Linked DNA regions of Homo sapiens: region 2 is linked to region 1. A link is a loop called in an ENCODE intact Hi-C map of the cell type or tissue named here. Cell type or tissue: natural killer cell. All regions are shown on one strand. Links, peaks and the distances in the headings refer to the core of each region. The heading gives the core; the rest is flanking DNA.

Evidence for each region. Hi-C counts contacts between places; a loop is a spot of excess contacts. Peaks named below come from ENCODE experiments on the same cell type or tissue, not always from the same donor. Only the 100,000 strongest peaks of a DNase experiment are listed, where the experiment ranks them.
Region 2: a loop joins it to region 1, with 2.3 times the contacts of the local background. A loop is called at or near these places in 1 of 110 quality-filtered maps.

Annotation. Positions count from the first base shown.
Region 1 is chr9:84,268,884-84,274,851 of GRCh38, reverse strand. No RefSeq gene overlaps it. Among named protein-coding and RNA genes, the nearest start is that of SLC28A3-AS1, 6.3 kb to the left of the region's middle. In natural killer cell, for the core only: no CTCF peak of the experiment used is centred there; a DNase peak (open chromatin) is centred at 3,191; H3K27ac peaks cover 329 bases.
Region 2 is chr9:84,021,866-84,027,833 of GRCh38, reverse strand. No RefSeq gene overlaps it. Among named protein-coding and RNA genes, the nearest start is that of RMI1, 44 kb to the right of the region's middle. In natural killer cell, for the core only: no CTCF peak of the experiment used is centred there; no DNase peak of the experiment used is centred there.

The DNA of each region.
Region 1 (5,968 bases), core at 1,098-5,097:
TGCTTATAAAGAAGGTATTATAAGCCAACAAGGACACAGTGTGCCAGGAAGGATTAAGTTACCCTGACTGTACGGGAGTGGGGCAAGGGGAGGCAATCACTCACATTTTACAAAGGTAGGAGCGTAGGACTCAATAACTGTCTCTGGTACAGGTACACCATGTGGTGCTAATGAACCATATGGTCCAAAGAAAGGCTGCTCTTTACAGCCTGTTACTTAATTTTGTTTTAAGCTCAAGCAGGAAGAAAAGCGTAGACTTTTCTTTTTCTAGCTCTAAAAACTACACAACCTTGTGATGACAATGATATTTTCCTTTATATCACAAAGGCAATGTGACTGCTCCTTGGTTATAGAATGAGTACTTTAAACCTGTTTATTAGTGGGCTACTTTGCATTTTCATTCCAGGAAACTTTGGAGATTAAACAGTGAACCTACATCAAGTCAGCCCTTCTTAACCATTATGCATTTTGCAAAATGGAAGGACAGTGGCTGGTATTAGGGATATAGCCTATAGCCACAGAACAGAGAAAAGTACTCAAGTGACAACCTTGAAATTTAGTCCTCTGGCCACTGACAACCAACCACTTTGCCATGAGAAACCAGGATTAGGAAAAAACTGAAGTCTTACAAGCCATATGAACACAAAGAATTAGAGCCTACCTCTTCCAAGTACTGGCCATGCTTCCAATAATATTCATAAAATAAGAGGATAGGAAAACCTTAGGTCATTCAGAAATGCTTCATCTCTCCTTCCACCTTCTGGTCATGCAGAACTGGCAAACCCACAGATCACTATGGCCAAGAGCAGAGTTGGGGCAGTATTCCCTGGTCTAAATGAAATCCTTTCAACTGCAGGGTGCCTATCTCATTCCATGATTATTTGTCCATATGTCTAACCTCTAGAATACTAGTTCTTATGTATCTTCAGTACCTAGTACCTGGCATTCGGTAGACATTCAGTAAATATTTGTTTAACCAATGAATGAGTGAATGAATGAGGACTGCAAAATAGCTAACCTTCACACAAGCAAGAACAGTTGACTGGCTAACTTACAGAATCTCATTAAAAATGCACACTTGTCTTAAACGTTGCAAATTGAGAAATTGAAAATCTTCCTCTCCTATAGTCAGTCAGTTAGTATTTTGATGTCAATGTGAATTTTTCTCTATATATGATAAACAATACAATAAGCTATAATATCAGAGTGGATGAGTCTTCTCTCTAGCCCAATGCCTGAATCACTTTCACATTTCCCCCTTCCTCTTAGCAAAATCAGGTAAATAATTTTGCTTGTCTTATAATATCAACTGTGTTGTACAATGATTAGCAAACAAAGTTCAGGAGATTGGCCTTCTTGATCATGTGCAATGCAAGCCTACAGTTTAGTAGTGTTGACTATGTTGATGCTAAATGGAATTATTAGAAGTATCCCAAAAGCCAACATAAATAAATGCATAAATAAGTGTAGCTGGATTCTCTCTATATGAGCAATTGTTCTGCTATCATATTTGGAAAAGCTCTTCTAGGAAACAGAGAACAAGCTGGTTGCTGCTTCTAGTAGGTATGGAAATGTGATCCAGCAGCCAAGAGCCCAGCTCTGGAGCTGGACTGCCAGGGCTCAAATCTTGGCCCCACCAGTCACTAGATTCATTACCTTGGAAATTTATGTAACCACTCTGTCTCAGTTTCCCCATCTGTAAAATGCAAATAAACATACTTCTCCCTCATATTTTTGTGAGGATTAAGTACATTCGCATGTAAAGCACTTAAAAGAATACCCCACAGAGAAAGGCTATAAAATACTTTCTTTTTCTTCGTTGAGATATAATTTATGTATGTAAATGCACAGATTCTATGTAAACAGTTCGATGCATCTTGACAAATGTGTACACTCACATGACAATCACCCCAGTCAAATGTAGCTCACTGACTTTCTTAGAAAGTTCCCTAGTACCCCAATCTCACCCCTATCCCTCCAGGCAAGCCTGATTACTTTTCTTTCCCCTATAGATTAGAGAGAATTTCATATAGATGGAATTATACAATGCATGCTCTTTTGTTCCTTGTTTTCCTCACCCAACATAATGTTTATGTTTTATCCAGTAGGTTGTTCTGTCTTTATTGCTGAGTAGTAGTTCACTGTATACCACAATTTTTATATCCATTCTACTCTTGATGGACATTTAGGTTGCTTTTAGTTTTTACAGAATATTTGTTTTTGAAGAACTTCTATTTTCCACACATTCTTTAGGTATTTCAGAATATGTTACGCTCTGGAAATATGAATTGGGATGTGCAGGTGTGATTTACCCACACGGTAGTTTGTTTCCTGTGGCCCTTTCTCTCCCTCCTAATCTTCAGAGCCTCTTTACTTATCTGTTGTTCTTCACAGGGATTTAGAAAATTGTTGGCTTCAGGCCACAAAATGGGAGACCAGTGATGACTGAGTCTCAAAAGGGAATAACAGGGCAACCAGAGCACCGTGCGGTCACTGATGGTTGAATAGGATTTGATTAGCCGGGCCCTGTGCCACGTAACAGCCGGTTGCTGCATTTTGAGAAAAATCACTTGGCTTTTCTTAGTCTCCAATAAAAGTAAGAGTTACATTCGCATTTGACTTCGTATGTTCATAGTACAGGAACATGAATGAAAACATAAGAAACAAGAAATGTGAAAAACACTTGGAAGTTTGAAAGTAGTGCAAGAAAGCCTGACGTACGTGAGCGTTGAGCTCTGCCCGCTCTGAAACCGATTTTGCCTCAAGCAGCTTGCGAGTTACAGAAGCGTCCGTTGGCTGAAAATTCGGCTGAAAATTTTGTTATTCAGTGGCTACAATAAATGTAATCCCATTTATGGGAAAGGCTGGCCGGTTCTTGAAAGTACTTGTGCGAAACAAAGACCCTAATTCTCATTAGAATTCACCCATCAAAACTCAATGCCGCAGCCCGTTCTGACAAGGACATCTCGAGTTGAGGATTATTTGCTGTCTTTAACCATCCATTTATCAGTGTCCGGCCCGGGAAAATAGTTTATCCAGAAAGCGAGGGTCTCCCCCGCTACTTAAACCAAATGGAACCAAACAGAAGGAAACAATTTGTTCTCGGGGACTCAGTAGAGTCCTCCGTCGCAGTCTGATTTGACTACTCTGTTTCCATAGCAACAGACGAGGCGTCCTCGAACCAGCGAGACGTGCGGAACATGATGTGCTCGCAGGAGGCTGCAGCTGGGCGCTCAGGAACGCTGTTTTGTTTTGTTTCTCAAAAGCCACTGAAGTATTCAGAAAGAATCCAATCAAAATTGCATTTAAAATGGGTGGGGAGGGGGTTGTTCTTTTCTGGCCTTTCTGATGACATGAGGATGAAATTAATTTCTGAAATGCGTTCTCCTTCCTCTTACCAGTAATACCAGGAATATGCTTGAGGGGAATTTTAATCAGGTTAAAGGTTTTTACCTGTGCCTCTGCTGAGGTGTATAGCACAGACAGCGACCAGAAATGAATGGCAAGGAAACGCACAGATCCCGATAGTCTCCCCAGCAACTGGCTGGGGATCTGTATGGGCCTGAGAGGACAAAGGCAGAGATTTGGAATCTGGAGGTGGCTCCAGAATATCCTGTGTTGTCTCGCTAACTAGATTAGGAGAGGCACTCAGGAAGGCATTTTACCTCTTCCTCTTTTTATAATAGCTTTTGCAAAATGCTTCATTGCAAACGTAATCATATTTGTTGTAGAAAAATTCATCATTTTAAGAAGAAAATAAGAACTTTACCCATGTCCCATTACAAAAATATATCTAGTGCTAATAATCCATGATGTATCGCCATTCGATGTCTGTGTGTGTGTGTGCGTATGTATGTGTAACACTTTTTAAATGAGATCACACTACTGTGATTTATTTTGAGGAAGCTTTTCCCCCTCCCCTTTAGTATGTCAAGAACATTTTCCCACATTAAATATTCTTTTACATCATCATTTTAAAATCACTGAAGGGCATTCCATTATATGAGGAACCATAATTTAACTTATCCCCTATGGTTGGCCATCATGGATATTTCCTATATTTTATGACTATTAACAAATGAGCAATAAATATTGTAGTCAAATACTTGCACAAATTCATGACTAGTGATGATTTTTTTTCTCGCGAGACATACAAAAAGTGCAGAGACACATAGAGATTTGTCTGCCAACAGCATGTTTCCTATCTTATGCCAGGCCTCTGGACAAAACCAAATGATCAATCATGGAATAGATAACATATTTCCAATACAAAGTCAGACTATTTCCAGTACTCAAAAGCTCAGATTCTGCTAGCAAGGAAGAAAGTCACTGACATTGTACACAACAAAGACACCCAGTTATATCTGTCCACTTAAATAAAAAGATGGTAGTTGAAACCAGTCAGCAAGCCTGGGCTTATGTGTGATTTCATACACTAACCACTGGCATCCACTTTGTATTAATAACAACCTTTGGCAAATGACATACCAGGTTATCCTCATTGGATTAAAGATGAATTTTCTAGTTGCAGTGTTGGAACTATAAACGGTTTATGTCTTCAGTAGCCTTTTACACTGACAACACAGATGCTTTGGGTATGAATAAGACAAAAGCAAGTTTGCCCGACCATCCTTGCCCTGAGTCCAGGAAGAAAAGAGAAGTCCTAGCCCTCAGAGAATCAAAAATTATGGTACCAGTACAGTTGGATACAAGGCTGACAGCTGGGGAGGGGTGAGCACTGTGTAGATCTCTGAGGAATTAGGTTTGTTTACCCAATCAGGGGATAGCCAGCAATTTCACCAGCAAAAGCTGAATCCAGAACTGTGTGTCCTACACCATCAGCTTACCCACAGGGGCAACCATAGATTCTCCTTTGCGGGGAGGAGGGTAAACTCCCTGTACTCATGGTTCACAGACAGCAGCATACTCTATACATGGTTCTGTTCCTTGCTCTTTTTTTTGTTTGTTTGTTTGTTTGTTTGTTTAACATATCCTAGGGCTTTTTCCAAATCACTACATAAAAACTTTCTTCATTCTTTTGTATATATCACATGCCTCTACTATAATTTATTTCATAGTCTATTTATTTAGTGTCCCATATTTTACAAAAAACAAAAACAAAACAAAAAAAAGCTGCAGTGGCCAGGCGCGGTGGCTCACGCCTGTAATCCCAGCACTTTGGGAGGCCGAGGCGGGCGGATCACGAGGTCAGGAGATTGAGACCATCCTGGCTAACACGGTGAAACCCCGTCTCTACTAAAAAAATACAAAAAATTAGCCGGGCGTGATGGCGGGCGCCTGTAGGCCCAGCTACAGGAGAGGCTGAGAAGTGAACCCGGGAGGCGGAGCTTGCAGTGAGCCGAGATCGCGCCACTGCAGTCCAGCCTGGGCAACAGAGCGAGACTCCGTCTCAAAAAAAAAAAAAAAAACATGCTGCAGTGAATAGCCTCTACCTATGTCGCTTCCCACAGGTGTGACTATACGAGTATATTGCACAAGAGTGAAGTAGGCAAAATTTTCTCCTATAAAGGAGAAATTGCTAGAAATGGAACTGCTGAAACTTAGTGCATGTACATTTGTAATTTTGAAATAAATTGACAACTTGTCCTCCATGAAGATTTGACTAATTGATATTTCCACCAACCATACACAGTGCAGTATTTAACTAAACTTTTAGTTTATAAAATGCAAAGGAAATGGTACCTCAGTGTTGTTTTAATTTACATTTCTCTTGTTTAATGAGGTTGGACATCTTTCTGCATGTTTAAGAGCCATTTGCCTGTCCTCTTCTTTGAACAGTCTATTCCTACCCTTATTCATTTCTGTATTGGTAAGGTTGTCTTTTCCTCAGACATTAATAGGTGCTATTTATCTGTTAGGAAGCATAACACTTTATCTGTGGCATGAATTGCAAATATTTCCTCCATATTGCCATCTGTACTTTTATTTTTTTGTAGTTCTTTTTTGC
Region 2 (5,968 bases), core at 882-4,881, 250 kb after region 1:
AAAAAAAAATGATACCTTAATTTTTAAATACCGTATTGCTAAAAAACGCTACTGATCATCTGAGCCTTCAGCAAGCAAGTAATAATAGTTTGGCTGGTAGAGGGTCTTGCCTTGATTTTTTTTTTTTTTTTTTATTTTAGAGACAGGGTTTTGCTCTGTCACCCAGGCTGGAGTGCAGTGGTATGATCATAGCTCACTGCAAGCCTCAGACTTCTGGGGCTCAAGTGATCCTCCCACATCAGCCTCCTGAGTACGTGAGACCACAGGTGTGCACCACTATGCCCAGCTAAATTTTTATTTATTTATTTATTTGTAAAGGCAAGGTCTCCCTTTGTTGCCCATGCTGGTCTCAAACTCCAGGCCTCAAGTGATCCTCCTACGTTGGCCTGAAAAAGTGCTGGGACTACACACATGAACCACCACGCCCAGCCGTGCCTGGATGTTGATGGCTGCTGACTAATCAGGGTGGTGGCTAAGGCAATTTCTAAAATAAGACAACAATGAAGTCTGCCATATTGACTGACTCTTCCTTTCATGACAGATTTCTCTGTAGCATGCAATGCTGTTTGATAGCATTTTACTTACTGTAGAAATTCTTTCAGAATTGAAGTCAATCTTCTTAATCCCTGCCACTGCTTTATCATCTAAGTTTATGTACTGTTCTAAATCTTGTGTTATCATCTCAACCACGTTTGTAGCATCCTCACCAGAAGTAGAGTCCATCTCAAAAAATCACTTTCTTTTCTCATCCATAAAAAGTAACTCCTCATCCTTTCAAGTTTTATTATGAAATTGCAGCAATTCAGTCACGTCTTCAGTCTCCACTTCTAATTCTAGTTCTCTTGCTATTTCCACCACCTCTGTAGTTCCTTCCTCCAGTGAAGTTTTGAGCCCTGCAAAGTCATCCATGAGAGTTGGAATCAACTTCTTCCAAACTCCTGTTAATGTTGATATTTTCACCTCCTCCTATGAACCATAAATGTTCTTAATGGCATCTAGAATGGTGAATCCTTTCCAGAAAATTTTCAATTTACTTTGCTCAGATCCATCAGAGGAATCACTATCTAAGGCAGCTATAGCCTTATGAGATGTAGTTCTTAAATAATAAGACATGGCCAGGTGCGGTGGCTCATGCCTGTAATCCCAGCACTTTAAGAGGTCTAGGTGTGTGGATCACTTGAGGTCAGGAGTTCAAGACCAGCCCGGCCAACTTGGTGAAACTCTGTCTCTACTAAAAATACAAAAATTAGCCAGGTGTGGTGGCGCACGCTTATAATCCCAGCTACTCAGGGGACTGAGGCATGAGAATTGCTTGAATCCAGGAGTCAGAGGTTGCAGTGAACCAAGATCATCCCACTGCACTCCAGCCTGGGTGACAAAGTGAGACTCTCAAATAAAAAAGATGAAGAAGAAGAAAGAAGGAAGAAGAAGGAAGAAGGAAGAAGAAGGAGAAGAAGAAGGAGAAGAAGAAGGAGAAGAAGAAGAAGAAGAAGAAGAAGAAGAAGAAGAAGAAGAAGAAGAAGGAGGAGGAGGAGGAGGAGGAGGAGGAGGAGGAGGAGGAGGAGAAGGAGAAGAAGGAGAAGAAGAAGAAGAAGGAGAAGAAGGAGAAGAAGGAGGAGGAGGAGGAGAAGAAGAAGAAGAAGAAGAAGAAGAAGAAGAACAACAACAACAACAACAACAACAACAACTTGAAAAATTAAGATCAAGGAAAAATTATTCCTTAATCCATGAGCTACAGAATGGATATTGTTTTAGCAGGCATGAAAATATTAATCTCCTCATACATCTCCATTAGAGCTTTTGGGTGACCAGGTGCACTGTCAAAGAACAGTGATATTCTGAAAAGAATATTTTTTTCTGAGGAATAGGTCTCAACAGTGGGCTTAAATTGTTTAGTAAATTACGCTGTCAATAGATGTGCTGTCATTTGGGCTTTGTTGTTCCACGTATAGAACACAGGTAGAGTAGACTTAAAATAATTCTCCTTCTTTGAGATAGAGTCTCACTGTTGCCCAGGCTGGAATGGCACAATCATGGCTCACTGCAGCCTTGGTCTCCCCAGGCTCAGGTGATCCTCCCACCTCAGTCTCCCAAGTAGCTTGGACCACAGGCACACCCACACCTGGCTAATTGTATATTTTGTAGAGACTGTTTTTCGCCATGGTACCCAGGCTGGTCTTGAACTCCTAGACTCAAGTAATCCACCCACCTCAGCCTCCCAAAATGCTGGGATTACAGGTGTGAGCCCTCATACTTAGCCAACGTAATTCTTAAGGGCTCCAGGATTTTAAACATGGTAAATGAGCATCAGCTTCAACCACATGTCACCAGTTGCATTGGCCCCTAACAATAACGTCAGCCTGTCTTTTGAAGCTTTAAAGCTAGGTGTTGACTTCTCCTCTCTAGCTGTATAAATTCTAGACAGCATCTACTTCCAATTTAAGGCTGTTTTGTCTACATTGAAATTTTCTCCAGTGTAGCCACCTTTATCAATGACCTTAGCTAGACCTTCTGGGTAATTTGCTGCAGCTTCTACATCAGCACTTGCTACTTTAGGTAGTACTTTTTAAGTTATGTCAGTATTCCATTTTATGGATATACCATATGTCGTTTATTCATTCATCAGTTGATAGACACTTGAGTTACCTCCACTTTTTGCCTACTATGAATAATGCTGCTATGAACATTCATGTGCTTTGATATATAAATCATACATACTGTTTTGTTGCATTTATATGAAATTCAAGAACAGGCAAAACTAATCTACAGTGGTAGATGTCAGAAGAGTAGTTACCCAGGGGCAGGCAACTAGTGTTTACTGAAGAAAGGTACCAAAGAAATTTTCAGGAGGAATAGAAACATCACATATTTTCATGTAGGTGGAGGTCACAAAGAGGTAGGTAACTTAAAAGTCATGGAATAATGAGATACCACTTCACATCTATTAGAATAGCTATAATCAAAAAGATAATATTAATTAATTTTAATGCTTAGTAATAATTGGCCGGGTGCAGTGGCTCACGTCTGTAATCCCAGCATTTTGGGAGGCCATGGCGGGCAGATCACTTGAGGTCAGAAGTTCAACAATGGCCTGGCCAACATGGCGAAACTCTGTCTCTACTAAAAATACAAAAATTAGCTGGGCATGTTGGTGCGTGCCTGTAATCCTAGCTACTTGGGAGGCTGTAGCAGGAGGACCCCTTGAACCTGGGAGGCAGAGGTTGCAGTGAGCCAAGATCATGCCATTGCACTCCAGCCTGGGCAAAAAGAGTAAAACTCCATCTCAAAACAACAACAACAAAAAACAAAACAACAACAACAACAAAACTTAGTAATAATTGTTAGCAAAGATGTGGAGAAATGGAAATCCTTGTACATGTTAATGGGAATGTAAAATGGTGCAACCGCTCTGGAAAACAGTTTGGCAGTGCCTCAAAATATTAAAAGTAGAGAACCATATGACCCAGCAATTCTCCTGGTATGTAGCGAAGAGAAATAGAAACACATGTCCACAGGAACACAATTGTTCATAGCAACATTATTCATAATAACCAAAAGTAGAAACAGCCTAAATTTTCATCAACTGATGAATGGATAAATAAAATGTGGTACATGCACAAAATGAACACTATTTGGCAAAAAAAAGGAATGAAGTGTTGATACTTGCTGCAACGTGGATGAATCTCGAAAACATTATGCCAAATGAAATAAGTCAGTCACAAAAGATGACACATTGTAAGATTTCATTCCTATGAAAGGGCCAGAATACTGTAGTGAGCCATGATGTCACCACTGCACTCTAGCCTGGGTGACCAAGCAAGACCTAGACTCAAAAAAAAAAAAAAAAAAAAAAAAAAAACAAGGGCCAAAATAGACAAATATTAAATATATGGAAAGAGCAAGTAGACCAGTGGTTCCCAAGAACTGGCAGGGTAAAGAGAAAGGGAGGACAGGAGCGACTGCTAATGGGTACCAGGTTTCTTTTAGGGTGATAAAAATTTTCTAAAATTAGACTGTGATGATAGGTATAAAAATCTTTAAATATAGGCCACATGTGGTGGCTCACGCCTGTAATCCCGGCACTTTGGGAGGCCAAGGCAGGCGGATCACCTGAGGTCAGGAGTTAGAGACCAGCCTGACCAACATGGAGAAACCCCATCTCTACTAAAAATACAGAATTAGCAGGGCCTGGTGGCGCATGTCTGTAATCCCAGCTATTCGGGAGGCTGAGGCAGGAGAATTGCTTTAACCCAGGAGGCGGAGCTTGCGGTGAGCCGAGATTGCGCCATTGCACTCCAGCGTGGGCAATAAGAGGGAAACTCTGTCTCAAAAAAAAAAAAAATCTTTAAATATACTAAAAACCATTGAACTGTACACATTAAACAGGTGAATTTCGTGGCACGTTAATTATATCCCAATAAAGCTATTTTTATTAAGCCATTGAGCAATACATTTAAAATTTGTATATTTAAACATATGTAAATTATACTCTAAGGTATTGATCAAAAGACATATTATGAACCACTAAAAATAAAGTAAGAAGATCTAAGTAATAGAATCGTGGAATTTTATGGAAGGATGAGGTCTTGGAGGTCATCTGGTCCAGTATTTTGACTGGATAAATAAGAAAACTGAAGTTTGGGGAAACATGACTTGTCTATTCTCGATGGCACAACTGAAAAGAAAGTCAAAGAGTAAATTTGATGATGGGTTGCCAGGATATATACTGAATATCCAAAAACAGGTTTCTAGTATAACATGTATAGATTGCTATATTCAAACACAGAAGTTCCAGAAAATACCTGCGCTCGCGTATATAAAGCAATATTTGTTGGAAAGTATTAACTGGTCTTCTTAGCATGGCCTGTCTGACACATTCTCTTTTATGCAAGTCCCTTAAGAATAAGACTTCAAGACTGGGCGCGGTGGCTCACGTCTGTAATCCCAGCACTTTGGGAGGCTGAGGTGGGCAGATCATGAGGTCAGGAGATCGAGACCATCCTGGCTAACACAGTGAAACCCCGTCTCTACTAAAAATACAAAAAAATTGCCAGGCGTGGTGGCGGGCGCCTGTGGTCCCAGCTACTCAGGAGGCTGAGGCAGGAGAATGGTGTGAACCCAGGAGGAAGAGCTTGCAGTGAGCCGAGATTGCACCACTATACTCCAGCCTGGGCAACAGAGCGAGACTGTGTCTCAAAAAAGAGAAGAATAAGACTTCAGTGGAAAAGGATGTAAGAACAAACATCTTTTATGTGTGCCACTTTAAACCATTCCACTTTCCCTTTCCAGTTGTTATCCATTTCTCTGGATATTGTTCTTTTCCATTGCTTCTGATTGAAAACATTTTAAAATAGTTAGAAAGAGTTCCAAAGAAGTCAAATAATATGTAGCAATTAATGACTAAATATAAGGAATGCAAAGTTGGATAATCCAGAGCAAAGATAACTTGATTCATTTTAGAATCATCTTTCAAACATAGTTAATTAGGTATATACTTAACTAAGTATTTCCTGGGTCTCTTAAAATGAAATTCTTCAGGATGCAATATTTCTGTCACCTCCTAGGATATCTGTAAATATGGCCTTAGAATTTTATACCAATAAATTTAGAGAAAAAACAAGACCATGAAGCTGTAGAGTGGATTTCCTGGGATTTATTCCCTGCTCCATCACTGAATAACTTATTTGGTTTAGAGATATCTATTAATATTTGGTCTCCTTGGGCCAATGTTCCCAACTCCGTAAAATAACATGATATAGGATTGTTCTAAAAATTAAATGAGATTTGTTTCTGTTTAAGACGATGGAAGAGCTATAAGCTTTTTGTTAGTCCCTCTGAAACTTTATTAAAATGACAGTAAAAGTTATTTTCAGGGTATAAAAGTGCAATATTGAAGAGAAAGAAAGGAAAGCCATCAGCAAACAAGTGATTTTATCAAGCTTTTGGAAAACACTGAGTTTGGAGGACT